Linked DNA regions of Mus musculus: regions 1, 2, 4, 5, 6 and 7 are each linked to region 3. Evidence: chromatin loops called from intact Hi-C (ENCODE). Cell type or tissue: left cerebral cortex. All regions are shown on one strand.

Region 1 (4,000 bases), 130 kb after region 3:
AGACTGGCTTTGAATTCACTATGTAAGTGAAAAATGACCTTGAACTTCTAATCCTTCTGCCCCTATCTCCCAAGTGCTGGGATGACACGTGTGCCCCACCATGACGGTTTTATATTAAACTAAGGAATGTGCCCAGGGCCGTGTGCATGCTGGGCAATCACTCTACTACTAAGCTACCTTCCTTGCTCCTCTTTTATTTTGTATTGTTTTGCTTGTTTTAATTGAGATAGGCTCTCACACTGTAGTCTGCCTGGCCCAGAACTCATTACATTACTCATGGCCTGCCCTTGGGCTTGTGATGTCTTGCCTCAGCCTCACTGAGGCTAGGATCCCAGGCAAGTGGCTGCTGTTGGGGACGTTGAGGTTGCCAGGCAAGAGTGCTTGGGGGGCGGGGGGTGGGGGGGAGGCCTTCTGGCGTGGAAGAGCTTCCTCCTAACGAGAGGTGTGAGCCAGTCGTACCTGTGATGTCCTTGGCAGCTGCCTCCTTGGCATGGGGGTGAAGAAGAGCCTTCAGACTGGAGGGAATTTACTTAATCTCTTGAGCAGCATCCTCACAGTACTGTCTACTACCACCAACTACTGGACCCGACAGCAAGGGGGGCACAGTGGCCTATGGCAGGAGTGTACCCATGGCAAATGCTCCAACATCCCCTGCCAGAGTGAGACCTTCACCTGCCTCTATATCAGACCACACTCCAGAGCCCACCCCTACCCCTAGCTCCAGATGGGCCTTCCATACCAGGCGCAGACCCAGATGTCCTTTACCCAAAGGCTCTTTCTCCCCAGGCCTGCCTTGCTGTCCTCTCCCTACCAAGTCCTCCGTTCCCATAGGAACACCTGTTTCCAAAATGCAGTCAGATGAGCTCTAGATACTCATGGTGTGTGTGTGTGTGTGTGTGTGTGTGTGTGTGTGTGTGTGTGTGTGTGTAGGGGTGAGGATGGCCAGAAGAGCCCAGGGATGTTCTTTCATGGCACCAAGGCGTCTAGCTGATGCTACCCTGTCTCTCCAGACACCGTGGCAGTGTCCGCAGCGTGCATGGTGTTGGCAGCAACCTTCAGTATTGTAGCTTTGGGGATCGGGATAAGGATTCAGTGTCGAGAGGCAGAGTCACGACGTAGCCAGAATACCATTGTCTTACTTTTCCTCAGCGGTGAGAAGGCAGTCACCCCTATGTAGGAGGGGTGGTGGTGGTGCTGGTGGTGGTGGCAATTCTGAAGGAGTTGGGCCGAGAGAGTTTGACTGCCATGGTTAGAAATGGGAGGGGCCAGGGGGCAGCTGACAGTGGGGATGTTTCTGACTCTTTTCTTCTGCTCTTGGGACTCTTCGCCTCCTGTTGCGTTCTCTTGCCCATCCTCCGTGGGCTTTTGCCTTGTCTCCTTGTATCTCTTTTTGTCCTGTTTGACTGTCCTCTCTTGGAGACCTACTCTACTCTGAAGAGGAGGAAGTGTGGGAGGGGAGATGAGGGAAGCTGGGAGACGTTGAGGGAGAGGAAACTGTGGTCGGGATAGATTGTATAAAGGAAGAATCTATTTTTAATAAAAAAAGAAAAGAGGAGGAGCAAGAAGCCCACGAAGGTGAAGCCAAAGGGAAGCTGGGCGTGGTTTGATAAGTCAGAGACAAGGGCAGTTCTGAGGGGTGGGCTTGGGTGCAGCTTCTACCTGGCCACGCTCACCTGACGGGTGGGCGTGGCCCAGGGTTGCTGCTGCTGATTGCCTTGGCCGTATACACTTCAAAGAATGCCTGGAAGCCAGAAGTCTTCTTCTCCTGGTCCTACTTTTTCGGATGGTTGGCTTTACCCTTCTTGTTTATTGCGGGTAACCAGCACGAGGGGAAGAGGGTGGAGACTACCCCTCTAGAGGACTCCCCTCCCCAGAAACTTCCCAGTCACCTATTCTTCCTAGCAAAGTCCACAATAACTTCCAGTGACTTCCCCGCCCCTGCACTCCAAGACACCCGATGGAAACGCCCTTGGAACCCCCATCCCTAGCTCCCAGGCAGGCCAGATCATCCGCCCCATAGCCCACCTTCCTTCCCCGGGCTCTGTACTCCCTTCCTGCCAGGCTTCTGCTTTCTGCTTGCCGACATGATCTTGCAGAGCACCGAAGCCATCAGCGGATTCCCGGTATGCCTATGAATGCGGCCTGCCTGGGGCAGAATAAAGGAATGGCTTTTAGCCTCGCCCCTGCGTGCTTTTCTGCGGAACGTAGAGACAGAAGCTTGGAGACTACAGAGACACGGATAAAGTGGCTTGTAGAGAGTTAAGGAGGTCAGAAGGAATGTGGGAGGGTAGGAACGGAGACTTGAACCCTGTAACGAGGTGTGTACCCTGGGGATTTGCAGATGCGGAAGCAGGGAGAGGGTGTAGGGACAAGCTGACACCGGGTAGTCCTAGCGGATGTAGGCGTAGAAGAAGGGGCGGGGACGAGCGCACCCGGGGAATGCACGGGGAGAGAATATGGGACTCGGGAGAGTCATAAAGCACGCAGTCGCGGGAGGAGGTGGGGATGAGCGGACACGGGAAAATCACAAGGAAGTAAAGTGTAGACGCAAGGATAAGGAGGGAATCTGCAGAAAGAATGCGGCGGCAAGCAAGTGAAGGAAGGCCTTGGGGGCGTAGGAAAAAAGGCACAGGGTGCGCGTGGGAACACAGACATGGGGGCTTGGAGTGCTGAGAAAGGAGGGATCTAGAAGTGAATTGCAGATCTGGGGACAACAGGAGTTACGAGGAGAGCATTAGGATAAATAAGCCCTCAGCAAACTTCACTCCTAGGAATGCCCTTTCCCCTACTTCTGTGCAACGCCCCCTCCACCCAGCGGTCCGCCGTGGACCCCGCCTCTCCCTGAATTCCGCTTCCTATTGGCTTTTTCTGAGTTGTGCGACGGTTGATTGGTCGGTGTTGCGGCGCGCAGGCGCAGAGACAGATACGGGGCGGAGTGTGTGACTATCTGGATTAGGAGCAACCTGACCCGGCCAGTGACTGCTGCAGGAAGATGGCGGAGCTGCGCGCGCTCGTGGCTGTCAAGAGGGTCATCGACTTCGCTGTGAAGGTGACTTTCCCCACCCCGACTAGGTCCCAGCACCCTGAGACCGCAGCTATGAACGTCCAAGAGCAGGAGCGTGCCCCACATAAGAGAACCTTTCAAAAGTCAATTTCTATTGCCCTTTGACCCGACGTCAGTCATACTTGGAGCAAAAATCAAGGGCTGTGAGATTTTGACAATCAGATCCTTCTGAGGTGACGACCCTTTTCCCCTCTCTCTCAGTCCCTTGATAACTGTGGGCTGGAGGAGTCATGGTCCCTATTTAACACGTGGAGAAACTGAGGCACAAAACTGGCACTTAGCAAGAGAGAATCAGAATAGAGAATTCTATGTGGGGCCTGCGGTTTCATCACTCATTACCTTGCAGGCTGCACTGTCTGCTCTAAATGTACAGCCACATGGAGAGCCATCTGGTTCCATGGGACTCAGAAAGCGCCTCACCCATATAGCCATGGGATGCTTGTCGACAGTTTTTTATTTAGGAAGGGAAGGAGACCTGTGCTTGCTGGAGAAGCAAGTTCAAAGGAGCCAGCTTAACTAAGACTTTGGAGTGTCCGTGAGCAGTCTGAGGGCAGCACCCCTGAGGCCCTGGGTTCTCCTCAGAGAGAAGCTGCTGTAGCCAGCATTGAATCAGACTGGGTTCCCAGGCCAGTCTCTCAATGCTTAGCCTAATCTGTACTGAAAAAAAGATGGTGGCAATTCATGTTTGTCTGTCCCCATTGTCCTGTGATCCCCCTTTGTGTCCTTCAAATTTCCTAGCATAAGGAAGATGCACCCAAGAGACCCTCTGAGATAGGTAAAAACGGGCTATATCATTTAATACCACCATCTACGTACCGCAGTTGAGGAATGAGACAAGAAGGATTCAGGAGACAGACTCAGACTTAATGTCCATGACCCAGACAGCACACATGGAAGTCGGCACAAAGCACCAGCAGATATAATTCCTGTACAGAG
Region 2 (4,000 bases), 180 kb after region 3:
AGGCTGGCTTCTCTTCTTCCTCAGGCCTCAACCCTCTTCTCACCTTCCTAGGGGTAGCTTTCTGGATGCCCTCCCCAAAATGGACAACACATTCTCGAGGGCACCGCTAGCTTCTTCCCATTATGTGATACTCTCTGAGATGAACTATCTACTTGTTTGCTAGATTTTTTTTCCCCATCTGATTCTTGACATGTCTTCTTTTCACTATAGACTCTATGAGACAGTGCTTGCTCTGGCTTGCTCCCTGTCCCTAACCACACAACACATTTCTCAGGAGCTCAGAATGACAGTATATGAAATATTTGCTAAGCCAATGAAGCAGGCGAGGAGGTACACGATTGTAATTCTGGTGCCGAGGACAGTAAGACATGACAACTGCTCCGAGCTTGAGGCCATCCTGGGCTATCCACAAAACAGGAAAACTACCTGACTGCCCAGTGTTCCAGACCAGCTTGGGCTGCCAAGGCTGAGTTCAATACTCTGGACCCACAAGGTGGAAAGAGAACTCCCACAAGCTGTTCTCTGACCTCCAACACACAGTTATGCAAATGAAATATAAAAATATAATATTTTTTAAAAAACGAAACAAGGGGGGAGGATCAAGAGTCAGAGCCTGATACAAGGATGCTGAGTTGGGTGGCACTGGGTTCATTCCTGGCTGCTGTGTGCACTGCCTTCTCCCCTCCAGCTGCCCCACGAGCAAGAGGCATCTCCCTACCAACACACACACTCTGCTGATTTTTTTAATGCAGTTAGTTTTGAGACAGTAGGTTGGTCAAATAGCCTAGGTTGGCTATGTAGCAGAGGCTGATCTTGAACCTCTGGTCTTCCTCCCTTGAACCTCTGTGCCTCTGCCTCCCAAGTGCAGGGAATACAGGTGTGCAAGCATCCTACCAACTAACTGAGCCACATCTCCAGTCAGCATAGTTTCCTTTTGTGGGTGAGTATGTAAATGTGTGGGTAGTGTTGGCATAAAAGATTTAGGCAGGGTGGGAAATGGAGGGGTTAATTGCAGGTTCATAGTTACACAGCCAGGGAGGTTTTGCTAAGTGTAAATAAGCCAACAACAGAGAAATGGGCTGTCCTGATTTCTACTTTAGGATGAAAACACTAGCAAGAACCAACCAGGCCTTCTTTGCTTTGCATTGAAAGTTGTGTGGAATGACTTTGTGAAAGGAAGAGAACGCTAAAGGAGTGTGCTCCTCTGCTGCCTGGCCCCTGATCCATTAGCTTCTCTCAGGTGTGTGTTAGAACTGGGCATGGTAGCCCATATCTATAGTCGCAGGATCTAGGAAGAAAAGGCAGGAGGATTGCCTACAGTTCAAGGCTGCCAGCATGGTCTACAACTATGGCTACATATTGAGACCTTAGCATGAGTATACACACACACACACACACACAGAGAGAGAGAGAGAGAGAGAGAGAGAGAGGGAGAGAGAGAGAGAGAGAGAGAGAGAGAGAGAGAGAGATTGAATGGTCCAGGCTTATGCCTGTAGTCAGCATTTGGGAGGCTGAGACACAAAGATCACCCTGAATTTCCAGGCCAGCTTGGACTACATAGTGAGACTCTGACTAGAAAAATACATAACTGTATATGAGCAAGCTGGGGTCTGGGATTTGGTTCATACATGCTCCTCATGAGAAACATGGATGCATACTTTACAAAATGGGGTGTCTTTCCTCTCCAAAGTAACAGTGGGATACAAATGGGGCACCTACCCAACAGGTAGATATATCTCAGTTCACCCCCACTGGGTCTCATCTTCTCTTGCTCAGTTTTCAGACGGGGTACCCAAGACCAGAGACCTGATCAAGGTCATATGGCTTTGACAAAAAAAGCCCCTCACCCGGAGGCATGTTCATAGTAATGTTTTGCAAATGGTTAGAGAGTAGTATTAGCAAATGGGACAGTCACTACCTTAAGAAGAGAGCTGGGTAGCAGTCAGGGTTCAAGGACGTACAGTAAGGGGAAGGAAGAAACAGATGCCACAGTGAATGAGGGTACAGTGTATAAGAGAGGGAGTAAGGGAGGTGGAGGGACTCAAACATGGGGGTTGGGGGATGGAGCTCAGTTAGAGAGGCAGATGTGCCACTGTGCAGAAAGCAGCAGGGATAGGAAAACAGCCCAGGGAGACAGGGAATGTCACCATCCAATAGCAGAGACTGGAGATAGGGCCCCCAGAAGCAGCCTACAGTAACAGGAGAGAAAGGCGCCAGGTCAGGCAGGGCTCAGCCTCCTACTGTGGTAAGGGGTGGACTTTCCAGCCCATTCCACTCCTGGCAGAATCCATGCCCTCCCCCATCGGATCTGTGCGTGGGCGGCCTGCGTGACTCTCTAGTCTGCAGGTGTGGCTTGGCTGTAAAGCTGTGATGTTTGTGTGGCTGTGGGTGACTTGATTGGAGGACCAGATAGCTGCTTCCTTTGGGGCTGCTGGGGTCACAATGTTGGGGACTACTGTCCCTGGTGGCATAGCATGACCCTGATTCTGGAATGCTTGATTGGACAAGGCCTGGAGGAAGTGATGTGGAAACACCAGATTAACACTTTCCTGGCTTCCTGGGTACCCACAGCTCAGCTTTCTGCCCATCCCTCTTCCTTCTGTGCCATTTCCTTGACTCTACGCTCCTTGACATGCCCTGCAGGGGAGGCACAGTCCTGAAGCATCCTCAGGGCAGGACTCACTCCTGCTGTTAGAGAGGGTCTCCAGGCCCACGGAACTGGCTGAGACTAGTAACCTTGGGATCCTGCATTAACCCTTCCTGTCCTGTCTTCTCCAGCCCAACCCCCACCCCAAATATTCATTCCATCAAAGACTTTTAAGATCAGAATTCTTAGTCTGGCACCTCAACTTTCTGGCTTTCCAGGACCATCTCCCAGTTAACTGCAAACACCCCAGATGCCGAGAGGAAAACCCGCATAGGGAGTTTCAACCCCTTTCCTGATATTCCTGGGACTGGGGATTTCAGTCTGTGGACAATCTGTCCTCATTGCTTGCTAACCCTGGGAACACATTCCCTCCTCTACCTTCACCTAAAGACGCAGAGCCCAGTCCCCAGGCAAGGACTGCGCAGGGAACCCTCTCCAAAAAACGCTAAGACAAGATCCCCCTCCACAAAACAGGGCATCATTCCAGGCCTGGTACCCCAACTCAGTTTGGAGACACTGCCCAGGTGAGGACTGTCATCCCAACGTCTGAGCCTCTCCCTGACCTAGAGCAGCGGTACATTCTTGCCGCCCCAGGCCGGCAGCAGGTGTCTGAGACCCCCTTGCTAGTGATGGAGCAGCTGACCAGACGAGGACGTGCATCCCTGTGCCCAGCGCGCATCCATGCACCCAAGGACCCCCTGCCCAGCCTAGGACTGCTGCCCAGGTCTCTGGCTCCAGACCTCCGCATCCCCCCGGGGGGAACTCCCTGTTTGCCCCCACCCCGGTCCTGTACCCCTTCCCAGGACCTCAGGGTTCCCCGCCGAGCCCCCCACCCCCGGCGCTGCGGTACCTCGGCTGATGACGGCCAGGCCGGCCAGGGCGGCGGCGGCGAGGAGCCGGAGCCGGGCCCCGGGCGCAGGGGGGGGCATCGCGGCGGCGCGGAGGGGGAGGGGAGGGGGCGGTCGGGGCGCGCGAGCCTGGGGGAGAGGGGGAGGGGGAGGGGAACCCCGCCTGCGGCTGCACCGGCCCGGGGGGCGGCGGGGGCGGGGGGAGGGGGCTGGGGGGGCGCGACGAGGTGGCCGGAGCTGCTGCAGACCCAGGGAGGGGGGGTGGTGCTGACGGGCAGGGAGAACGGCCAATCAGGGCAGGAGGGGGGCCGCGGAGGCGGGGCCGGGGGGGGTTGCTCGTTGGAGGGAGAGGCCTTTGTTACTGTGGCCCTGCCCCTCCTCCGCCCTCCCCCGGGCAACCGGCGTCCTCCTGGTCTCCAGAATCCTGGCCTGAGATGCACTTCATCCAGCTGCCTTCTGCTGAAGGAGCCCAACCCTCCTGCAGACTCCGGCTCTGTCCCTCCTC
Region 3 (4,000 bases):
TGAATGATTGCAGTGGTCTCAGAGACACCGGAAATCACTAAAAGACAACAACCAAACATCTGACCATGAATTGGTGAGGGCCTATATGGAAGAACAGGTGTAGGCAGTGTAGAGGATACATAAAAGCCCTGCTCTTGTTATTAGTCTGGGTTCTAAAACAAACAACAAAAGAAAACAAACAAAAAATTAAAAAACCATCCATTAGGAAGGAAGGACACACTGCAGCACTCACATGTTAACTAGTAGAAAACCAATGTGCTAACTAACTTAGTCATTACAAAATGAGTACATAGGTGCTTATTGTAGGGATCCAGAATGCCATGCTAGGGAAGGCTCACTAAGCCCTCAGCACCTGCCTGAAAGGAAGTAAAATACTTACAAAAAATCAGTACGTTGCCAACTTAATTTTGATTGCATTTCAAACAAACTTTTTAGCTACACATATGCATTACTACTCTGCTTGATTTGCTCGTAGGTCACTAAATAGAAGAACAGGGGTACATATTCGAGCTGTTTTCATTCTAAGGAACACCCTGGCCACCATATCTATGCAGTCCCTTCTGTAGTCAGCATCTAAAAACAGCATTCCTGTTTCCTGTTGCACAAAGCGCTCAGGATGACAGCCAATTTTGATTGTAGCGTGAGTTTCTAGACATTTCCCCGTCTACACAGACACATTAAGAAAAACAGGCTTATCCAATCCTCACTCCCCCACTCCATGTCTGTCTGTGTGCCCCCTCCCCCGCTCCCATGTGTAAGTGTGTGTGTGTGTGTGTGTGTGTCTGTATTTGAGACAAGGTCTATTATTTAGCTCTGGCTATCCTGAACTTGCTATGTAGACCAGGCTAGCCTTTAACTTTCACTGCCTGGGCCCCATTAGTGCTGGGATTTAAAGATATGAGCTACTTACTCCTCTCAGACCAATACACAGTTTTTTAAGCACTCCAAATCAACACAAACATTAGGGTACAAATAAAACGGCCCAATATTATTTTGGTCAACTGCCAACCAGTGATCTTTAACGTCTGTATAGGATCCCAAAGACAGGCAAGCACTGATGCACATAATGTCCAAAGGATTCCCAAGTATGACTCTAATGTGCCCCAAAGAGTGAAAGTGTTTTTAATATTTGGGATCATTCCTTCAATAATGCTGGTCATCCAGAGGTAGGAACGAATTAGTTGGAAAAGGAGACCCAAAAGCAGCCCATAAAACAAGATTCCCTACTTTTACGGACCTTAGAAGAAATCTCTTGAGCTCAGCAGCCTAGATAACTAGGCAGCATGCAAAGCGTGGGACCCCCTCCCTCCCTCCCTCTCTCCCTCCCTCATCCGTGAGAGCCTGAGCACTCGCAGTTCCGACACCTGTGGTCTTGACACTTGCTACTTTGGTCAAGCCGACGGGATTTTCTTCACATAGTGCTAACCGGAATCAAGCCACAGTCACTGGCCACGCCAACACTAACGACCAGAGTCGCCCTCACAAGCATCCCACTCCCGCCCTAGGCTCCATCGCTGCCTCTGCTGACCCCTACGCCAATCACGGCTTGAGTGGGGCACAGGCCACCTCAAAGTCTTCGCCCTTAAGCTCCCGACTCCCACCCGGGGACCCGCTGCGTGCAGCGCCCACTCACTGAGTCCCGCCCCCTAATGGCCTCAGCTGACAACTTTCATGGACGACTGCGTGAAAACCCACAGGAGAGCACATTGGGAAGTGACAAAACACCCAAGATACGGGAAACCCTCGGGAACAGGGTGAAAGCGCACCACGCGACCCCCACCCCATCTGACGAGCCCCGGCAGCCGCCTCAGCCCAGTCCTTCAGCACAAACCAGCGCTCGGCACAGCACTGCGTCCTCCCACCCCCTGCGCCGCCGCCGCCGCCACTCACCTCACACTGCCCGGCCGAGAGCTCTGCACACGGCACGCCTGACGGCGACTTCCGCCCACGGAAGCCGAAGAGTCCCGGATGGAAAAGTTCCAAACCACCTCGCGGACCCGCCAGCGAAGTAACACTCGAATGACTACAACATTTAAGGTTTCACGGCCACTCTATTTCCGGTGTCTTTTAGATTTCCGGCAGGACATGTCCACGCCCAGTAGAATAATGCGCATGCCCACTAACACTTTTGACCCGAGTGTGCCTGCCAGCAGTCAGCATGGCAGACCGGGTGGTTCCAGTTTCCTTGGAAACTGTGGTGGCGGCGTGAGTGAGCTCCGGACGTTGGAGGCCACCATCCAGGAACTTTGATTCCATGTGGGCGGGCAGCTAAATGCAACGCCTTTGAGTGGAAGTCTGAAAGCTGTCTCCCATATGGTGTGACAGGCCTGGCAGGAATATGATAGTCTAAAGAGACATTCTGTGCCCCTTCCTCTACAGACTATTGAGACAATGGAACACAGAAATAGAAATTCCATGATGGGAGAAAGGATGTGCTGAAGCCAGGAGGCAGTCAGAGCAGGGACTTGTCACAGGAAAACAGATTTCACACCGTTCTGACAACTTCCTAGACCACTTTGCAGGACAGACTTCAGTCGGAGACAATGATAGCGAGGGGCCACAAACTAAGATTGCTTGGTAAGACTGCTTAGTTACATACCTCTTGCTTTCTATTTAAACCTAATTCTGCAGGGGAGAAGGGATGATATGATAGAGAGGTAGCTTAACAGGTAAGTGCCCAAACTGCTCTTAAGGGCTCAATTCCAGCACTCACACGTCAGCTCACAACTATCTGTAACTCCTGTTCCAAGCGGACGCTCTCTTCTGACCTCCAAAGACACCGAGCACACTAGTGGTACACAGACACTCGTGCAGATAAAACACCCATACACATAAAATAAAAATTTATATCTTGCCCAGTGGAGATGGTACACGTCTTTAGTCCCAACACTCTGTAGAGAGAGTCAGGCAGACCTCTGAGTTCAAGGCCAGCCTAGTCTATAGAGAAAGTTCCAGGACAGCCAGGAGAAATCCTGCCAAAAAAAAAAAAAAAAGAATTAAATCTTGATCAAGAAGTTGGCTCATACCTTTAATTCCAGTACTCTGGAGGCAGAGGAAGGCAGATCTCTGAGTCTGAGGCCAACCTGGGCTACATAACTGAATATAATCTCATAGCTCCCATTTTGCTATTGTGGAAAGATAAACTAGGCAAGATAGATCTCCATTGTTTTAAAATTGTATTTTCCTAAATTATGCAAGCTTTTGAGAAAGAAAAAAAAAAAAACCTTTAATGGGTTAACAGAAACTTTCGATTTCCAAGACAGAAAGCATCTGGGAATATCTAAAGACTTTTTTTTTAAGGTTTCTTTCTTTATTTTATGTATATGAGTATACTGTAGCTGTATTGATGGTTGTGAGCCACCATGTGGTTGCTGGGAGTTTGATTTTAGGACCTCTGCTCACTCTGGTTGACCTCCAGCTCCGCCCCTGCTCACTCCCACTTAAAGATTTATTTATTATTGTATGTAAGTACACTGTAGCTGTCTTCAGACACACCAAAAGAGGACGTCAGGTCTCATTACGGATGATTGTGAGCCACCATGTGGTTGCTGGAATTTGAACTCAGGACCTTCGGAAAAAGCAGTCAGTGCTCTTAACCGCTGAGCCATCTCTCCAGCCCAAGACTTTATTTATTTTATTTTTTTTAATTTTCTTAGGCTTGGTATAGTAATACTGGGCCTCTTGTTCCTAACCTCAAGGTGGATAAATTAAATACTTCTCCTTTATCTGTTTGTTTCCCTATTTGTCTCTTTAATTGGTCAGATTCCAACTTGGTTGGGCTTTCAGGACCCAGGCTATAACAATTGTCAGTGACTTATCTTTGGCACTCAGGCCTTCTGGTTTGTAGGCAAGCACTTTTACCCACTAGACAAACTCATTACCCACTTACCCACTTTCTCTTTCTTTCTTTGTCCCTCCCTCCTTCCTTTCCTTTCTTTCTTTCTTTCTTTCTTTCTTTCTGTTCCCATTTTCCAGTTTTTTCTTTTCTTTACTTTTTTTT
Region 4 (4,000 bases), 270 kb after region 3:
TGTGTCTGAAGACAGCTATAGTGAAATAAATAAATAATTAATTAAAAAACAGCCGGGCATTGGTGGCTCACGCCTTTAATCCCAGCACTCGGGAGGCAGAGGCACGCGGATTTCTGGGTTCGAGGCCAGCCTGGTCTACAGAGTGAGTTCCAGGACAGCCAGGGCTACACAGAGAAACCCTGTCTCAAAAAAAAAAAAAAAAAAAAAAAAAAAAAAGGAGGAAAGGGTAGGATTACAGACCAGAAGTCCTTGTGTATATACCTCATCTTTTCTGATCAAGAAGGGAATTGTGGTGGTGAGTGAGTTACAGAGATATGTTAGAAGAGATGGGCTGTGAGGTACATTAGTAAGTTTGAACAGTGCCTAGAAACAAATAAAAACTTGAACTGGGACAGTGTGTCATTTCGTATAAGTCAGATATATACTATACTGATCCTCTCTCTTTCATTTGATGACCTTAGATCATATTAAAACACCAGGTATAGTAGCCTTTGCCATACAGCTGAAAAGATTGTCCGGAAAATAAGCTAAGAGCTAGCTAATTTTTTTTTTTTTTTTTGATTCATACTTTTGACCTGGTAATCAGAAGCTAGGGGCTGATGAGCCTTATCCTGCATCAAATTCCCAATGCCAGTGACCAATACCTGCATCCTTGTTTTATGTCACCTTGCTTAATACCTTCCTGTTGTCACGGTTAAGAGGTAGAAGGGAGAGTTGGACATTTCTGGGCTTTGTCTGCTCTGCAGTGTCTACAGGATGATCTTCAGATAGAACTTTCAACTCTTCATGGGCTAATAAATTTTGAGTGAGTGATAATATGGTCATTGACTTTCCAGGGCTTTCTGATATCTTTGCAGACCTCTGGGTGAGGCTAAGCCATTCATGCCGCCAATTTTCTCAACATAACCAAGTTGGCCTCTGCCCCACAACTCTACAAGAATCGTCCACATGCTGACCTATCTTCAGAATCCTGAGAAAATTAGAGAGAGACCAAGAGTAGAAACCACAGAGGACATGCCTACTGATATGAATTTCTGCCAGATGCCCCAGCAGTTGGGAGCAGAGGAGCAGGATGGATTGTGTGAGGTGAGGAGAGATGCTCCAAGTTCAACTTTTCCTCGCTAGATTGTAGACACTGGAAGCAGAAGATGGGACTCCTTTTCCTAAGACAACCTTGATTCTCCAGCTAAGAGTGAAATGCAGAGGGCTGAAACCCCAGCCTTTCCTCATCTTTTCATGACACATTCATTGTGCTGCTTTTTAGATTTAGATTTATCTCCCCGTCTATGACTCCCTGGGGAATCCTGTTCCTATTCAGCCCAAAGGACTGGCAGGACAAAAAAGTAGGTGCATCCAAGTCTAGCTTAGTGAAGCAGAGACTTTGTGTGTATATATTAATTATCGTAACAACTGTGAAGTACAACCCTCAGGGGCACGGGGATCTCGAGCAGCTGCATCACCCGTCCCTGTGACAGCCTTCCCCAGCTGTGTGTCCCCTTACACATTTATGTAACATGAAAGATTGGCCTCTAGAACCTCTCCTCCCTCCCTCCAAAAGGGAATGGTTCAGTGCCAAGGTAACAGCTACACAGCATTCTCTTTACCACACACGCAGACAAGTCCCTGAGTCTTTTGGCTTTCTCGCCCAGCTCATAGATACACATTGGCTCCTCAGAGCTGAGTATCTTAATTTAATATATGTTTTTTTATGTGTAGGATGTTTTGCCTGCTTGTATAGCCGTGTACCGAGTGCATACAGTTCTCACAGAGGCCAGAAGAGGGCATCGAATCCCCTGGAACTGGAATTAATAGCCAGTTGTGAACTGCCATGTGGGTGTTGGGAATTGAACCCAGATCTCTGAAAGCCAGTGCTCTTCACTGAACCCTCTCTTTAGTTTTAAGCTGAGTATCTTAAAGTAATAATTTAGATATGTTAGGCTAAATAAAATATGCTATTAAGTTGGTTTCATCTGAGTATAATATGACTGCTAGAAATTTTGAGATGACTTTGTGACTCCCATTGTATTCGCTTTGGAGATCTCTGCTCTAGAGAATGATCGTACTCCAATTTTATTTTATTCTTGCAGTATGCTTCACAGTGATGACAGGCCTGCACTGTCGTATCCTGCCAGGTTCACATCATGCTGGTCATCTCACTGGCTTCAGGTGTCATCATCCCAAAGTCCTACCTTTGTGGAGACTGGGCAGTGCTTCTCTTGTGTAGTTTAGCAGCCATTTTCAAAGAGGGAAGTGCTATAGTAGTAACTGCCCTTCAGAAGGCTGCATCCATGTCTTAGGTGCTTCTAAAGGCAGATCCCTTTACCATCACATTGAGTGGCACACGTTGGATGCTATAAGACCAGCCTTTTACATTTGAAGATCTTCATGTCCCTGCAATTAATTACTTAAGTGACAGTCCGTAGCTCAAAGTTGAAAACTCCACATCCCCTTCACCCACCGCCCTTCACCCTCCACCCACCACCCTTCACCCTCCTTGTGATTGGGATGACAGCTAGTTTGTAGACGTTATGGCTGTCACTGTCCCCTCCTACTCAGAACTCTCTGCCACTCCCTAAGCATGGCTTTCCCTACTGTCCACCTCCATCCTAGTTCCTCCATCCTAGAGTATGCTCGTCCACATCCCAATTCAAACGCCACACTTCCCGTCTAAGGGGCTGTACTCTCATTATCATGACAGCCATTCCCAGGTGTGTGCCTACCTTGCTCTTCCCAACAACTTGCTTTGTATATATTTCTAAAAATATTCTTTATAGCCCCATATGGGTCTTTATATTGCTATTTGGCAAGCCTGAGTGTCTTTCAGAGTAAAAACTCATATAGTGTTGAATCCCAGGGACCCAGCCCAGCTATAGACAAGAATAATGTGGCTTAATAAATTGTCATGCTGTTTAATCTTGGATAGAGAATGAAAAAGGATCCATTTCTGGCCTCCTGGTATGGGGATGATAGTGTTTAATAGATGGCAAGTTATTTTTTTATATATTGTTTTCATCTATGTCCCAAAATACAGTGGGGAAATAGGTGTTTTGTAGAAAGCTTAAAGCATAATATAAGGGGTGAGGGTAACTGAAAACACGTGTTCTGCTTGTCAATGTTAATTTACAATGATTATATTATTACAGAGATTGGTGTCCTTTGATGATGTGACTGTGGACTTCAGCCAGGAGGAGTGGCAGCACCTGGACTCCGCCCAGAGACGCCTGTACCAGGACGTGATGCTGGAGATCTACAGCCACCTCTTGTCAGTGGGTGAGCATGGCTGGCCTGGGGAGCTAAGATCTGGGCCTACTTTCCTTATTTCTCTTTTCCAAACATGGTGGAATATCAAGTCTTTTATGAATTTTTTTCCTTCTTTTGTCTTGATGTTTCACTCCTTTTTGGTTATTTTCATGTGTTGCTTTGTGCTGCCAATAATGAGTTTGACTCAAGGAGCTGTAAGACTGATTTCCCAAGGTTTTTTGTTTTTGTTTTTGTTTTTGTTTTTTTTTCCGAGACAGGGTTTCTCTGTGTAGCCCTGGCTGTCCTGGAACTCACTCTGTAGACCAGGCTGACCTCGAACTCAGAAATCCACCTGCCTCTGCCTCCCAAGTGCTGGGATTGAAGGCGTGTGCCACCGCTGCCTGGCGATTTCCCAAGTTTTATTTTGACTTCTACATACATGCCATGGTATGTATAACACATGCGAGTGCATATATATACTCACACACACACACACATATCCATAATAAATGTGGCGTGTATGTGTATTAAGGTTTCTTGTGTCCATATACCATATGTATGCAGTGCCTGTGGAGACCAGAAGAAGGCATCAGATTCCTTTGAACTGTAGTTACAGTTTAGCTGCCATGTGGATGCTGGGAACCAAATCTAAGTCATCAGCAAGAGCAACAAATGGTCTTTTTTTTTTTTAATTTCTTCTTCTCTCCTATATTACATCCCTACTATAGTCCCCCCTTTCTTCCCTCCCCACCCTCCCGTC
Region 5 (4,000 bases), 250 kb after region 3:
CATTTCTGTTATTTCTTTTAATATAGCATCTCACTGTGTAGCCCTAGCTGGCCTGGAACTCACTGTATAAACCAGGCTGGTCTGGAACTCACAAAAATCTGCTTACCTCTGCCTTCCAAGTGCTGGGATTAAGGTTGTGTTCCACCATGCCTGACCTACAATGTTTTTCAGGGTATCTGTGGTTCAGCCTCCTGATGCATGGGGTGGTTTTATGGTATGGACAGGGCAACTTCCTCAGCTGCCCATTAGGTCAGTCTCATGGAGCACAAAGAAGGAGAGGCATACAGTTTCAGCTTCTTTTGTGCTTCATCACCTCCACAGGGCAAGTGCTCCATCTTCCTGGTGGACTGACTGTGACTCAGGCTGCAAGACAGATGGGCACTGTACCACATTTACAGCCTAGAGAGGTCATAAGCATAAGGAGAGAGCCTGTGGAAGAGCAAGGTGGTGCCCGGGAGGCAATAAGTGCGTGTGGGTATCAATCATATGCTAAGATGTAGCAGAGAATCGATCAGAAGTTGATATTTGCATATTAACTTTTATGTGGTTTAATATAATTTGGCATGTGGTGATGGGTGGCTGAGACTACTTTTTGGGACCCCCGGAGCTGTATCTTTGGACACAAAACCCTGGTCACAAGAGCACCAGTACTATAATTTGTTCTCAAGACAATCAAAATCATATGTGAAGCTAGGCATGATGGCATATCCCCCCCACCCCCCAGCCCTGGAAAGCAGAAGCAGGGGATCATACCATGTTCAATGCTATACTCTTGTCTACACAGAACTAGAGAACGCTAACCTGAGATACTGCACACAATCGTTCATTTTGTTCAGATATTCGACTTTGGCCTATGGATTTATTCCCTCTACTGTACTGCACGTTTTCGTCATCAATTGATCTCTCACCATTTATCATTATCTCCCTCTCCACCTTCCTCTACACTATTTCTTATATATGCAAAACACACAATAAATAATGAAGAATTAAAATAAAAACACTTGTCATTGACAACAGATTTTCTCCACCTCTGGTCCCCATGAAAAGCCTCAGTGTCACATTTATTTCAGACCTTCATCTTTAAAGATTCCACATGGCTTCAATTCCCATTTCCCAACAAACCTAGTTTTTTTTTTCTTTATATTTATTAATTTATTTTTTATTTACTTCTTAGTTTAGAGGAAAAAAATCTTTTAAGTCCCTGAGAATATACAGAAAAAAAAATGGTATTTTTAGTAATATGCAGCATCCCGGTCTCTTGGAAATAACTGATATACACGTATAGGTAGGAAGTAAAATCCCCTGAAAATATGAGACAGCCTTGGACTTTCACTGTGTCACAGTCCACAAGCTTTGCCTGCTTATGTGCACACTGTGATGGTGGTCCCTGTATCATTGTATTGTGGGAGTGGCCATGACAGCTCCTAAAGGAACAGAAACTACAGGAAGATCCAAGTGAAGTATTGGCAAGTTGTAGCGTCACAAATAGTAGCGCGCATGCGCTTCGCCAGCCTCCACAAGGGGAAAAAAGGGGGTGTGGGAGGGTGGCGAAGAACACTGATTCGCAGTAAACGGAAGTGGTCTCGAGCGGTCATATCCGCTTAAATCTCCGCGCAGATCAGTTCTGTTATTGTTGCCCGCACTCCAGGAGAGTTTGGATTCTAACACTGAGGGCCCGGGGGCGGAAGTCGCAGGGAGGGACACTGCGCGTCCTGTGCAGAGTTCTCTGCATTGTTGTGAGAGGTGAGCGGCAGGGGCGCAGGGAGGATGCTGTGCTGTTGAGCGCTGATTTGTGTTGAGTGACAGCTGACACAGCTACTGGAGGGATGCCCTGGTTGAGCTGGGGTGGGAATCCTATGGGAGTTGGGAGAGCAGGGTTGCTGAGAGAGACAGACAGTGCAGCCAGCTACCGCAAGCCTGGGGCTAGCGTCTCTGAGGGCGATCGCGCTGCTTTCTAGTAGTAGCCTGCGAGAAGAGAACAGGCAGATACAAATGGAAAATGAGATTATTTGTGGTTTGGGCTTAATTTGGGAAAGCCAGCCATTCTCGGTCAGCCTGTGGCTTCTGCCTGCGGAACTAATACTAAGAACACGTGGAACAAAAGCCAGGGGATTTGCATATGCAAAGAGGGCACAGGCATCGGAGCTGCAAGTTGAGCCTTTGTGCAGGTAGCAAGGCTTGTAAAACAGGACCTTTTCGTTCCCAGCATGTAGTCTCCTGTAGAGAGCTAGCGCTGCAAAGCAAACGTTTAAAAGGCAAATCCTAATCCCCGGGCCGTTTTATGTGAGGGCTGGGACATGAGGCGGGTCAATGCTGCCTCTGCTGAGACCATATGGTCACAATAAGAGTCAGTGATTGGCACTTGAGCAGAAGGACCCTGTGTCCTTATTGGAGGTTGTATGTTCCTTGGGTATCACTATTGAGTTTATTGAAGATTCTCTGGAAACTAGTAAATTGTCATCTTGGCTGCCAAAGTAATAACGTTCTGGGGAACTAGGTATGCCCATTTTAACCCCGTGGTTAAATTAATCCTGTGGTCAGTCCACTTATCAGAGGTTACTTAAAGTCCAGAATGACAGTGAATATGTCCTGTGTACCATAAAAACATTGTGGACAAGGGAGAAATGTTTTGTGTCGAGGGCCTGGTGTTTATGTGCAGGGTTTCCAAGTCAGGGAAGGGATTGAGCCATTGAATTTAAGGAAGAGAAACAGGATGTCAATGTGGGCATAGATGAAAACGAAAATGTCTAGACAGGCACAGAGAGCCAGGAGTGGCCATCACCACACCACACTGCACCACATCTCTGCTCTCAGAAGGAGAAAGGGTTCTGGGTGCTGGGCACACAGAGACCGCCCGAGATCATGGGCACTGGGTGTGGTTTAGAGTAGGGAAGGAACGGGACTGGTCCTGCTCTTCCTCTTAGGGTGTGTTCTGGAACAGCCCATAAGCTTAGTTGTCATTTCTGAGAGAGAAATGGTTGTATCAATGCTGGTGGCATGCTTAAAAGAGCTCTCGTGAGAGCTGGGCACAATGGCGCACACCTTTAGTCCCAGCACTCAGGAAGCAGAGAGCCGCAGGCCAGCTACAGCAACACAGTGAGGCCATGTCTCAAAAAGTTGGGGACTGGGGAGGGCTGTGTCTGAACAGCTTAGCAAAGCTCAGAAAAAGGAGCAGCCTGAGCAGCTTGCTCGTTCTCATGTGTCTTTCTGTGTGGGTTCTGAGGGCAGGCTGAGCGTCATATCACTGCAGATCCCCAGTGCCCATGGTACACACCTGCGCCCTCACTGTGGCATCAGCGAGGTTAATTCCTTATCTCCTCACAAGTCAAAGGTACAGCAGCTGCAGTGAATCCTTCCTAACTATCGTGTTTGGCGTGTAATTCAGGGAAGGGGAGTTGTTTGGGGTTTTGGCATGTGTGTTGTATGTAGTCTATGCATGTGGGTGTGGGCATAGGTGCGAGTCTGTAAGTGCACCTGCACTGAGGCCAGAGTAAGCTACTGAGTGTCGTGTTCCATCACCCCAGCCTTATTCCCGTGAGGTTGGGTCTGTTGAGGTTGGGTCTGTCGCTGAACCTGGAGCTAGGCGGATAGCCAGTGAGCCCAGAGGTCCTCCTCTCTTTGTCCCACACAGCACTGGACTTACAGGCATTTGTAGCCAAGCCTGCCTTTTTCAGATAGCTAGGTATTTGAACTCAGGGCCTCTCGTTGGTGCAGCAAGCTCTCTTACCCACTGCGCCATCTTCCCAGACCCCAGATTATGGTGTTTGGGTTTTCTTTGTCATCACCCTGGTCAATACCAGACAGGGCTTTTCTGAGTATTATCTGTTCTAGCATGTCTACACTGGGCATGTCTTGGGCACTTAGAAACTCATGGGCAAATGTTGGCTGAGGATACAAGGTCATTCCCTCACTGGGGCTTTCTGCTGTCTCTTTAGGTCAAAGGCAGGCCACATCAGCCAGGCTGGGGGATTTTTCTACCTCACCACAGCTGGCCTCTCTG
Region 6 (4,000 bases), 260 kb after region 3:
CAAGCGAAAGTCAAGCCTCACCGTTCACCAGAAGATCCATATCAGACAAACACACCACGAGTGCAGCGAGTGTGGGAAAACGTTCAACCAGAAGTCCGAGCTCAGCACTCACCAGAGACTTCACCTGGGCAAGAATTCCCACAGATGCAGCGACTGTGGGAAATCGTTCACTTACGCATCCCAACTGAAGATGCACCGTCGGGTTCACACGGGGGAGAAGCCCTACAAGTGCCGGGACTGTGGGAAGTCCTTTACGTACTCATTCACGCTGAATGTGCATCGCCGAATTCACAAGGTGGAGAAGCCTCACAAGTGCAGCATCTGTGGGAAAGCTTTGGCGTCTAAGTACCAACTGGAAGAGCATGAGCGAATTCACACAGGAGAGAAGCCTTACGTGTGTACTGAATGTGGAAAAGGCTTCCATGGTAGGTCAGGTTTCCTAAGACATCAGATTACTCACACGAGGGATAAACCTTTCGTCTGTCATAAATGTGGGAAGGCCTTCTTTCAGAGGTCACAGCTGACATCTCATCAGCAGACTCACACAGGAGAGAAGCCTTATACGTGCCATTACTGCGGGAAATCATTCAGTCACACATCCCAGCTGACGGTCCATCATCGAATTCACACAGGGGAGAGACCTTACAAATGCGACTATTGTGCGAAGTCGTTCAGCAACTCCTCCCAACTGAAAGAGCATCTCCGCATTCATACCGGGGAGACGCCTTATGCATGTTCCGAATGTGGGAAGGCCTTCAGCCGACGATCGTCCCTCAATCTACACACGAAAATTCATACTGGAGAAAAACACCATATATGTAGTGAGTGTGGGAAAGCCTTTAGTCAGAAGTCAGTACTGCGGACACATCAGAGAATACACACTGGGGAAAAGCCTTACAAATGCAGTGACTGTGGGAAGGCCCTGGCTTCAAAGGGCCAACTTCGAGATCATCAGCGGATTCACACTGGCGAGAAACCCTACATGTGCCCTGAATGTGGGAAGGGTTTCTTTGGCAGGTCGTCTTTGCATAGACATCAGATAACTCACACTAAGGAGAGACCTTTTGTCTGTCAAAAATGCGGGAAGACCTTCATCCAGAAGTCAGCACTGACGTCCCATCAGCAAATTCACACAGGCGAGAAGCCCTATGTGTGCCCTGAGTGTGGGAAGGGCTTCTACAATAAGTCATCTTTACCTAGGCATCAGATGACTCACACTAGGGGGAGATCTTTTGTCTGTCAAAAATGTGGGAAGGCATTCCTCCAGAAGTCTGTGTTGAAATGCCATCAGCGGACTCACACTTGCAAGAAGCCTTAGCAATGCCATAGGAAATTGTTCCATAATAAAACCCACTGAGGGGCCCTCATCATCCCTACATAGAAATGCAGAGAGCATCCCAACTGGATGTGCAGCACTGGGTCTAGAATGGAGAGAGACACTACTGTGTTCTGAGTGTTAAAAGGCTTTTAACAGCATGTCAGATGATAATAAATAGCAAGCAGCTCATAGTAGACACAGTTCTTTTTAGGCTCAGTTTTTGTGTGAAGCATATTTCCTCATAGTCTATAAACATATTCCTAACTGAGGTATAATCTTTAAATTACTTGAAGAGAATGTTTTAAAAGAATTTATTGGGGCTGGAGAGATGGCTTAAGAGCGCTGGCTGCTCTCCCAGAGGTCCTGAGTTCAATTCCCAACAACTACATGGTGGCTCACAACCGTCTATAATGAGATCCGATGCCCTCTTCTGGTGTGTCTGAAAGCAGCGACAGTGTACTCACATACATGAAATAAATCTTTTTTTTTAAAGGAGTTTATTGTACATTATTTCTTCTGTACTTTAAAATATCTAGATATACACTGCTTATTAATAGACACATTATTTGTGAGAGACATTTGTAATCTGATTTCCGGTTTTCATCCAAGGAGGAAACCCTAAAGCAATGGGCTGAGAAATGTTTCTCTATAGAAGATGGCAAAAGATACATTTGTTACCAGACTATAGGAAAATTTGGGGGATTTTCGTATCAACGATATTCCTATTTATTGTGGGATAATAATGTTTCTATAATGCAAGAAAGGAAACAAGATACTGTTCTCTGTCAAAAGTGTGTCTAATATGTATGTCTGGTTGCACACTTTTGTTTATATGACATCAGTACTTACATATGTGTTACCTCAGATTAGTGGGGTTTTCCTGACCAGTTTCTTCTTTTAAGAATCTAATTTGTGTTGACAGTCTATCCCCTAGTCACACCATCTTGAAACTGCACTGTCAATAATTAGTAATCTTTTCACCATATACAAGTAGCTTTTGAGATAAATCCATAAGTGAAATTCTATAGCATTCACTATTCCTTATAACTTTTCTCTTTTCATGTTAACTCATTGTACCTGTTTTCCATGTGTTCCATTTGTAATGAACTACATAGACAGACTCAACCACTCGTTATAGAATCATTGACACATAAGACAATAAATAGTGAAGTTGTGTGCATGTGTGTGTGTGCACATGCATGAGTGCCATGGCACATGTGTGGAAGTCGGAGAACTATTTATGGGAGTTTGTTCTTTATTAACAACATTCAGGTCCCAGGAATTGAACATGTGCCATTAACCATTGAGCCAGCTTGTGCCCATTATGGTTTGTTTTTTTTTTGTTTTTTGGTTTTTTTTGGTTTTTTTGTTTGTTTGTTTGTTTGGTTGATTTTTGGGGTTGTTGTTGTTGTTTTGTCTTTTTGGGTTTTTTGTTTTGTTTTGTTTTGTTTTTTGTTTTTTTGTTTTTTTTTTTTGAGACAGGATCTCAATATGTAACCTTGGGTGACCTGCAGCTTACCAGGCTGGTCTTGAACTCACAGAGACCCTAGCACAACTGAGTTGTTGTAGCCTCCAATCTACAAATATTTACTATTTGTCTCTTCACAATATATTTGACCATATGTGCTACATATATTACTATTCTCAAAATCATATTCCTGTGTAGAATCTCTTTACTTTGTTTTATAAAAACCCCATCTCTGTGTGTATTGTTTTTCTACCCTAAAATACATACCTTTGTTGGTAGCATGATATCCTGTGAGGTTGAAATCCAGAGCCAGTTGTGGCGGTACATACTTTTAACTCCAGCACTCAGAAGGCAGAGACAGACAGAACTCTGTGATCTCTAAGGCCAGCCTGATCTACACATGAGTTGCAGAACAACCTATGCTGGAGGGAGGGAGGGAGGGGGAGAGGGAGAGGGAGAGAGACCCTGTCTCAGAAAACAACAACAACAAAAACAGACAACAAAAGACTTGTGATAACCTTCTTGGAAAGGGTGAAGGGAAATAATCAGAAAAGGGGAGCCAAAGAAACAGTAACTGGGTTCAGCTGAAGCAGTAGCCTGTGCCACCCAAAGAAATCCACCTTGTGAGAACTGACAGAAACAAGCCTGAGCTTCAGTAGTCCATTCCCTATGAATCATGGTGTATTGCTTGAAAAGACCTAGACTTAAAAAAACCAAACAAGAAAAGCATGCCAATAAAGACATGGGATAAGGAACTGAGCAGAGAACTCTCTGAAGAAGACATACAGTCAATTTTTTTTAAAGCGTTTAACCTCCTTAGCTAACTTCTTACCTGCTCAGAATGGCCGTCATCAATGGACAGCAAATCTGAGGATGTGAAGAAAAGGGAGACTTTGATGACTCTTTGAGGGAATGTAGTTTGTTACAATGAAATCAGTCTGGGGTTTTGTTCTTGTGTTTAGTTTGTTTGACTTGTTTTGGTTTTGAGACAATAGACCTCACTATGCAACATTAGTGGTAGTTTCTGAAATTGAAACTACTCAATCATGTAGCTAACCTCTTCTGGATATATACCTGAAAATCTCTTTCATACCACAGAGATACTGACACATCCATGTTTACCACTACTCTTCACAATAGCAAAGAAATGGAATACGCCCAGATGTCCATCAATATAGATGGATGTATAATGAAACTATAGTATAAATGCAGTG
Region 7 (4,000 bases), 370 kb after region 3:
CCCAGGTGCCGGCCTCTGCAGTTTGCCTCGCAGAAGGAGGTGGTGCTGTATGCGCACTTCCGCCATCTCCGCTACTTTTCCGAGGAGTGCGTGTATGCCCCTGAGGCCTTCCGTGGTCATGCCCGGGACCTGCTTAAGCTCCTGGAGGCGGCCAGACCATCAGCCGTGCTGGACCTCGTGCACTCGGCAGAGCGCCTAGCTCTGGCTCCGGCAGCAAAGCCCCCTCCTCCAGGCACCTGCTCCCGCTGCGGAGCCCTGGCCAGCCACAAGCTCTGCCAGGCCTGTGCCCTCCTGGATGGCCTCAACCGAGGCCTGCCGCGCCTGGCCATCGGCAAGGGCCGCCGTGTGCTGCAAGTTGAGCCTCCACAGCCTGGGAACCCAAGCCTAGTCACCAGTGACCCTGTGGCCCCAGCAGGACCCTGCACCTGCAAGCAACCGAAAGATAAAGCCAACCCATGCGGCAATGGAGGGGACCGGGCAGGAGCCACCTGTGTATCGCAGTGTGACCTGAGCCCCGGGAATGGAGAGGACCGGGCAGGAGCCACCTGTGTATCGCAGAGGGACCTGAGCCTTGGGAATGGAGGGGACCGGGCAGGAGCCACCTGTGTATCGCAGTGTGACCTGAGCCCCGTGGCGGAGTGACCTGAGCTCTGCACTCTACATTGCCCTGTGTCCGGGGAAGTGATTGTACCCCACTGCCCTGCAACTGTGGAGTAATCTATACACTGTGAAGTGATTTCCCTTCAGTGCACGGCACCTTGGGACTGACCTGTTTCCGTGTGGAGTGGCTGTACCCTGCAGAGTCGCTTGAGCCCTGCAGATTATTTAAAGTGTCCAGTGCCCTGCAACCTGAGCCCCGTGTCCTACCTGTACCCCATGGAAGGATGGGCCCTGTAGAGCAACATGAACCTTGAAGTATAGGGCGCTCTAGGCACAGCTACCAGCTCTAAGAGAGAAGGGACCAACACCCATGCATTCCCGCACACCTCTGTGGGCTCAGAGAGCCCTGGCCCTCCTTTTCTGTTTTCCCAAGTCAGGTAAACAAAGTCACATGCGTACTAGGAATATTCACAATCGTCACTATACCCGTCTCATCCAGGCACAGCTCTCGCACCTACGGGAACTGGAGAAAGTTTGTTCTGAACCAGTTGGGACCTTCCATGGGCGGGTATGTGAATTGAGGTTGCCTGGGAAACTGCCGTGGGAGCAGTTACACAAACGTTTACAGCCCTAGGACAATAGAAAGTCATTAATCAAGACATTGGTCAAGTATGTCGGTGTGAACTGCAGGTAGACAGGTTATAGCAAAGCTGAAATCCCTTCTGTCAGTCTGAGGAACTATCTGATGACTTTCTTAGCTTGTGGGTCTTTGGAAGCCAGTGGTCTGCTGAGCTGATAGGTTCTGAACCAAATTTGTAGTTTTCACATGGTTGTTGAGTTAGTGTCCTGGCTGGCCATTTTTTGGTTTTGTTTTGTCAACTTTACACAGGCTGGGGTCATCTGAGAAAATGCTTCCATAAGATTGGCCTACAGGCAAGCTTGTGGGGCATTTTCTGATTGATGATTGATGTGGAAGGGCTCAGCCCACTGTGGGCGGTCCAGTCCCTAGGCAGGTGATCCTGGATACTATAAGAAAGCAGGCTGAGTAAGCCAGTCAGTAGTAGTGTTCCCTCATGGCCTCTGCCTCAGTTCCTGCTGACTTCCCTCAGTAATGGAGTGTGACCTAAAATGTAAGTTGAAATAAAACTTTTTCTCGAAAGATGTTTTTGGTCTGGTGTTTTATCGCAGCAATAGGAAATGAAAGTAAGAGTGTCCACATACGGGTCTTCATCACACACGTTGCTTTCAAGGGGACTTCATCTTTGCTTTGGAGTGCTTATATCTACCTTCTCATTTCTTCCCCATGGCAACTTCAAGGGACCACAGGGCCTGTCACCAGTCCTATCTATAATAGGGTGACTGCCTTGCCCAGTCCTGGTATCTGTTGTGAGTGAGGAGGGCACCCCAAGCTTGGACTCTGGAGACAGAACTTGTGCTGAGTCTCTGCCTTAACCTCTCTAAGGTGCCATTTCCTCCTGTGAAAATGGAACTGTCTTGCCTTCACCCCTATCTTGGGAGATGAGAGTCCAGTTATCCAAGTCCATGTCCAGCTTGGCTCTGTATACTGGGGATTGGCCACCAGGGGGCTCCAGGCTTCTGGGTGCTGCCTTGCCATATTAAGAAGTTGAGAGGCTGAAGAACCTTCCCAAGAAGAGGGTTCCTCAAAAGTACTAAAAACTTCCCTGGATCATTCCCCCAACATTGGGCAAAGGGTGCTCCTTAGCCTCTGTGGCCCTGTCCTCTTGGAAGTGACTCCATAGGTCTCTATTTACCAAATTAAGATAAGTTAAAAAGCAAAGGTGGATGCCCTGCCGCCATCAGGTCCCCCTAGGCTTATAAAGCACCAGGTCAAATATTCATTCAGCAAATATTGGACATCTTTTTGTCTGGTCCTCCTGCAAGTGCCAGGAAGCTGCAGTGGGCAGAGACAGGAGCCCCTCCACAAATTTTCAGTCTGGGGTGGGGGCGGAGGGAGGGCCATTGCAAACAAATAACGAGTGATTGTGACTGTCGCTTTTTCCTTTTTTTAAAAATTTACTTAAAAATATACAGCTCAGTATTGACATTTTTAAGTCATCGAAATAATTTATAATAGTTAAATGCCTCTTAAATATACATGAATTCTTCTGAAGCTAAAAGTAATATGCACTCAACCAGTTTTTAAAATCTACTTGGAACATTAAACATGATAGAAGTAGAAAAAAAAAATCTCTCATGAAGTCCTCTATGAAAGGGAATTGTGACAAGTTCCTGATTAGACAGAAACCATTCCATCTCCAAGGGAGAATGCACAGTGTAACTGTGGCTTCATAGAATGAATTGGGCAGTGTTCCTTCTGTTTCTATTTTGTGGAATAGTTTGAAGAGTACTGGTATTAGGTCTTCTTTGAAAGTCTGATAGAATTCTGCACTGAACCCATTTGGTCCTGGGCTTTTTTTGGTTGGGAGACTTTTAATGACTGCTTTAGGGGTTATGGGACTGTTTAGATGGTTTATCTGATCCTGATTCTGGTATTTGGTATCTGTCTAGAAAATTGTCCATTTCATCCAGGTTTTCCAGTTTTGTTGATTATAGCCTTTTGTAGTAGGATCTGATGGTGTTTTGGATTTCCTCAAGTTCTATTGTTATGTCTCCCTTTTCATTTCTGATCTTGTTAATTAGGATGCTGTCTCTGTGCCCTCTAGTTAGTGTGGATAAGGGTTTATCTATCTTGTTGATTTTCCTCAAAGAACCAGCTCCTGGTTTTGTTGATTCTTTGTATAGCCCTTTTTGTTTCTACTTGGTTGATTTCAGTCCTGAGTTGGATTACTTTCTGCCCTCTCCTCCTCTTGGGTGCATTTGCTTCTTTTTATTCTAGAGCTTTCAGATGTGCTGTCAAGCTGCTAGTGTATGCTCTCTCCAGTTTCTTTTTGGAGGCACTCAGAGCTATGAGTTTTCCTATGTCCCATAAGTTTGGGTATGTTGTGCCTTCGTTTTCATTAAATTCTAAAGTCTTTAATTTATTTCTTTATTTCTTCCTTGACCAAGTTACCATTGAGTACAGCGCTGTTCAGCTTCCATGTGTGTGTGGGCTTTCTGTTGTTTTTTGTTGCTATTAAAGAGCAGCCTTGGTCCGTGGTGATCTAATAGGATGCATGGGATTATTTCAGTCTTCTTGTGTCTGTTGAGGCCTGTCTTGTGACTGATTATATGGTCAGTTTTGAAGAAGTTTTTTTCCCCTTTTTTCAACGCTGAAGATTGAATTAAGGACCTAACATGCCAAGCCACACCCTCAGCCCCTCACAGGGGGATCCTAGACAATCTATCTCTGAGCTACATCCCCAGCACAAAGGTTTGCTTGTCAAAAATAGAGTAGAGGGAGCCATGAAGGAAAGGCCTCTGGGGAGGTGGCCTTTGAGCA

Evidence for each region. Hi-C counts contacts between places; a loop is a spot of excess contacts. Peaks named below come from ENCODE experiments on the same cell type or tissue, not always from the same donor. Only the 100,000 strongest peaks of a DNase experiment are listed, where the experiment ranks them.
Region 1: it touches region 3 in a loop (4-fold over the local background); 17 of 42 quality-filtered maps call a loop at or near these places.
Region 2: it touches region 3 in a loop (2.3-fold over the local background); 3 of 42 quality-filtered maps call a loop at or near these places.
Region 4: a loop joins it to region 3, with 2.5 times the contacts of the local background. A loop is called at or near these places in 7 of 42 quality-filtered maps.
Region 5: it touches region 3 in a loop (2.3-fold over the local background); 6 of 42 quality-filtered maps call a loop at or near these places.
Region 6: a loop joins it to region 3, with 3 times the contacts of the local background. A loop is called at or near these places in 10 of 42 quality-filtered maps.
Region 7: a loop joins it to region 3, with 2.9 times the contacts of the local background. A loop is called at or near these places in 5 of 42 quality-filtered maps.

What each region holds. Positions count from the first base shown.
Region 1 is chr7:43,441,156-43,445,155 of GRCm38, forward strand. Cldnd2 (claudin domain containing 2) reads left to right here. Exons shown (of 5, transcript NM_028849.1): 2 at 478-659; 3 at 1,011-1,151; 4 at 1,696-1,815; 5 at 2,062-2,165. The coding sequence starts at 491. The coding sequence ends at 2,135. Etfb (electron transferring flavoprotein, beta polypeptide) reads left to right here and starts at 2,917. Exons shown (of 6, transcript NM_026695.3): 1 at 2,917-3,049. The coding sequence starts at 2,993. In left cerebral cortex, no CTCF peak of the experiment used is centred here; DNase peaks (open chromatin) are centred at 2,407, 2,900 and 3,438; H3K4me3 peaks cover 1,917 bases; H3K27ac peaks cover 1,268 bases.
Region 2 is chr7:43,486,448-43,490,447 of GRCm38, forward strand. It overlaps Iglon5 (IgLON family member 5), which reads right to left and starts at 3,764. Exons shown (of 8, transcript NM_001164518.2): 1 at 3,498-3,764. The coding sequence starts at 3,576. In left cerebral cortex, no CTCF peak of the experiment used is centred here; DNase peaks (open chromatin) are centred at 2,375, 3,196 and 3,883; H3K4me3 peaks cover 1,986 bases; H3K27ac peaks cover 1,947 bases.
Region 3 is chr7:43,311,214-43,315,213 of GRCm38, forward strand. It overlaps Zfp715 (zinc finger protein 715), which reads right to left and starts at 2,087. Exons shown (of 5, transcript NM_027264.4): 1 at 1,891-2,087. In left cerebral cortex, a CTCF peak has its summit at 1,642 (motif pointing left); DNase peaks (open chromatin) are centred at 609 and 2,077; H3K4me3 peaks cover 1,864 bases; H3K27ac peaks cover 1,604 bases.
Region 4 is chr7:43,583,211-43,587,210 of GRCm38, forward strand. It overlaps Zfp719 (zinc finger protein 719), which reads left to right. Exons shown (of 4, transcript NM_172482.1): 2 at 858-1,086; 3 at 3,144-3,270. The coding sequence starts at 949. Among named protein-coding and RNA genes, the nearest start is that of Zfp719, 5.6 kb to the left of the region's middle. In left cerebral cortex, a CTCF peak has its summit at 1,770 (motif pointing right); a DNase peak (open chromatin) is centred at 1,772.
Region 5 is chr7:43,560,679-43,564,678 of GRCm38, forward strand. It overlaps Zfp658 (zinc finger protein 658), which reads left to right and starts at 1,692. Exons shown (of 5, transcript NM_001008549.2): 1 at 1,692-1,743; 2 at 3,936-4,000. In left cerebral cortex, a CTCF peak has its summit at 1,547; DNase peaks (open chromatin) are centred at 1,506 and 2,129; H3K4me3 peaks cover 1,892 bases; H3K27ac peaks cover 992 bases.
Region 6 is chr7:43,573,649-43,577,648 of GRCm38, forward strand. It overlaps Zfp658 (zinc finger protein 658), which reads left to right. Exons shown (of 5, transcript NM_001008549.2): 5 at 1-1,813. The coding sequence ends at 1,318. Among named protein-coding and RNA genes, the nearest start is that of Zfp719, 3.9 kb to the right of the region's middle. In left cerebral cortex, a CTCF peak has its summit at 1,705 (motif pointing left); no DNase peak of the experiment used is centred here.
Region 7 is chr7:43,676,540-43,680,539 of GRCm38, forward strand. Ctu1 (cytosolic thiouridylase subunit 1) reads left to right here. Exons shown (of 3, transcript NM_145582.1): 3 at 1-1,759. The coding sequence ends at 642. Among named protein-coding and RNA genes, the nearest start is that of Ctu1, 6.5 kb to the left of the region's middle. In left cerebral cortex, a CTCF peak has its summit at 2,179 (motif pointing right); a DNase peak (open chromatin) is centred at 2,172.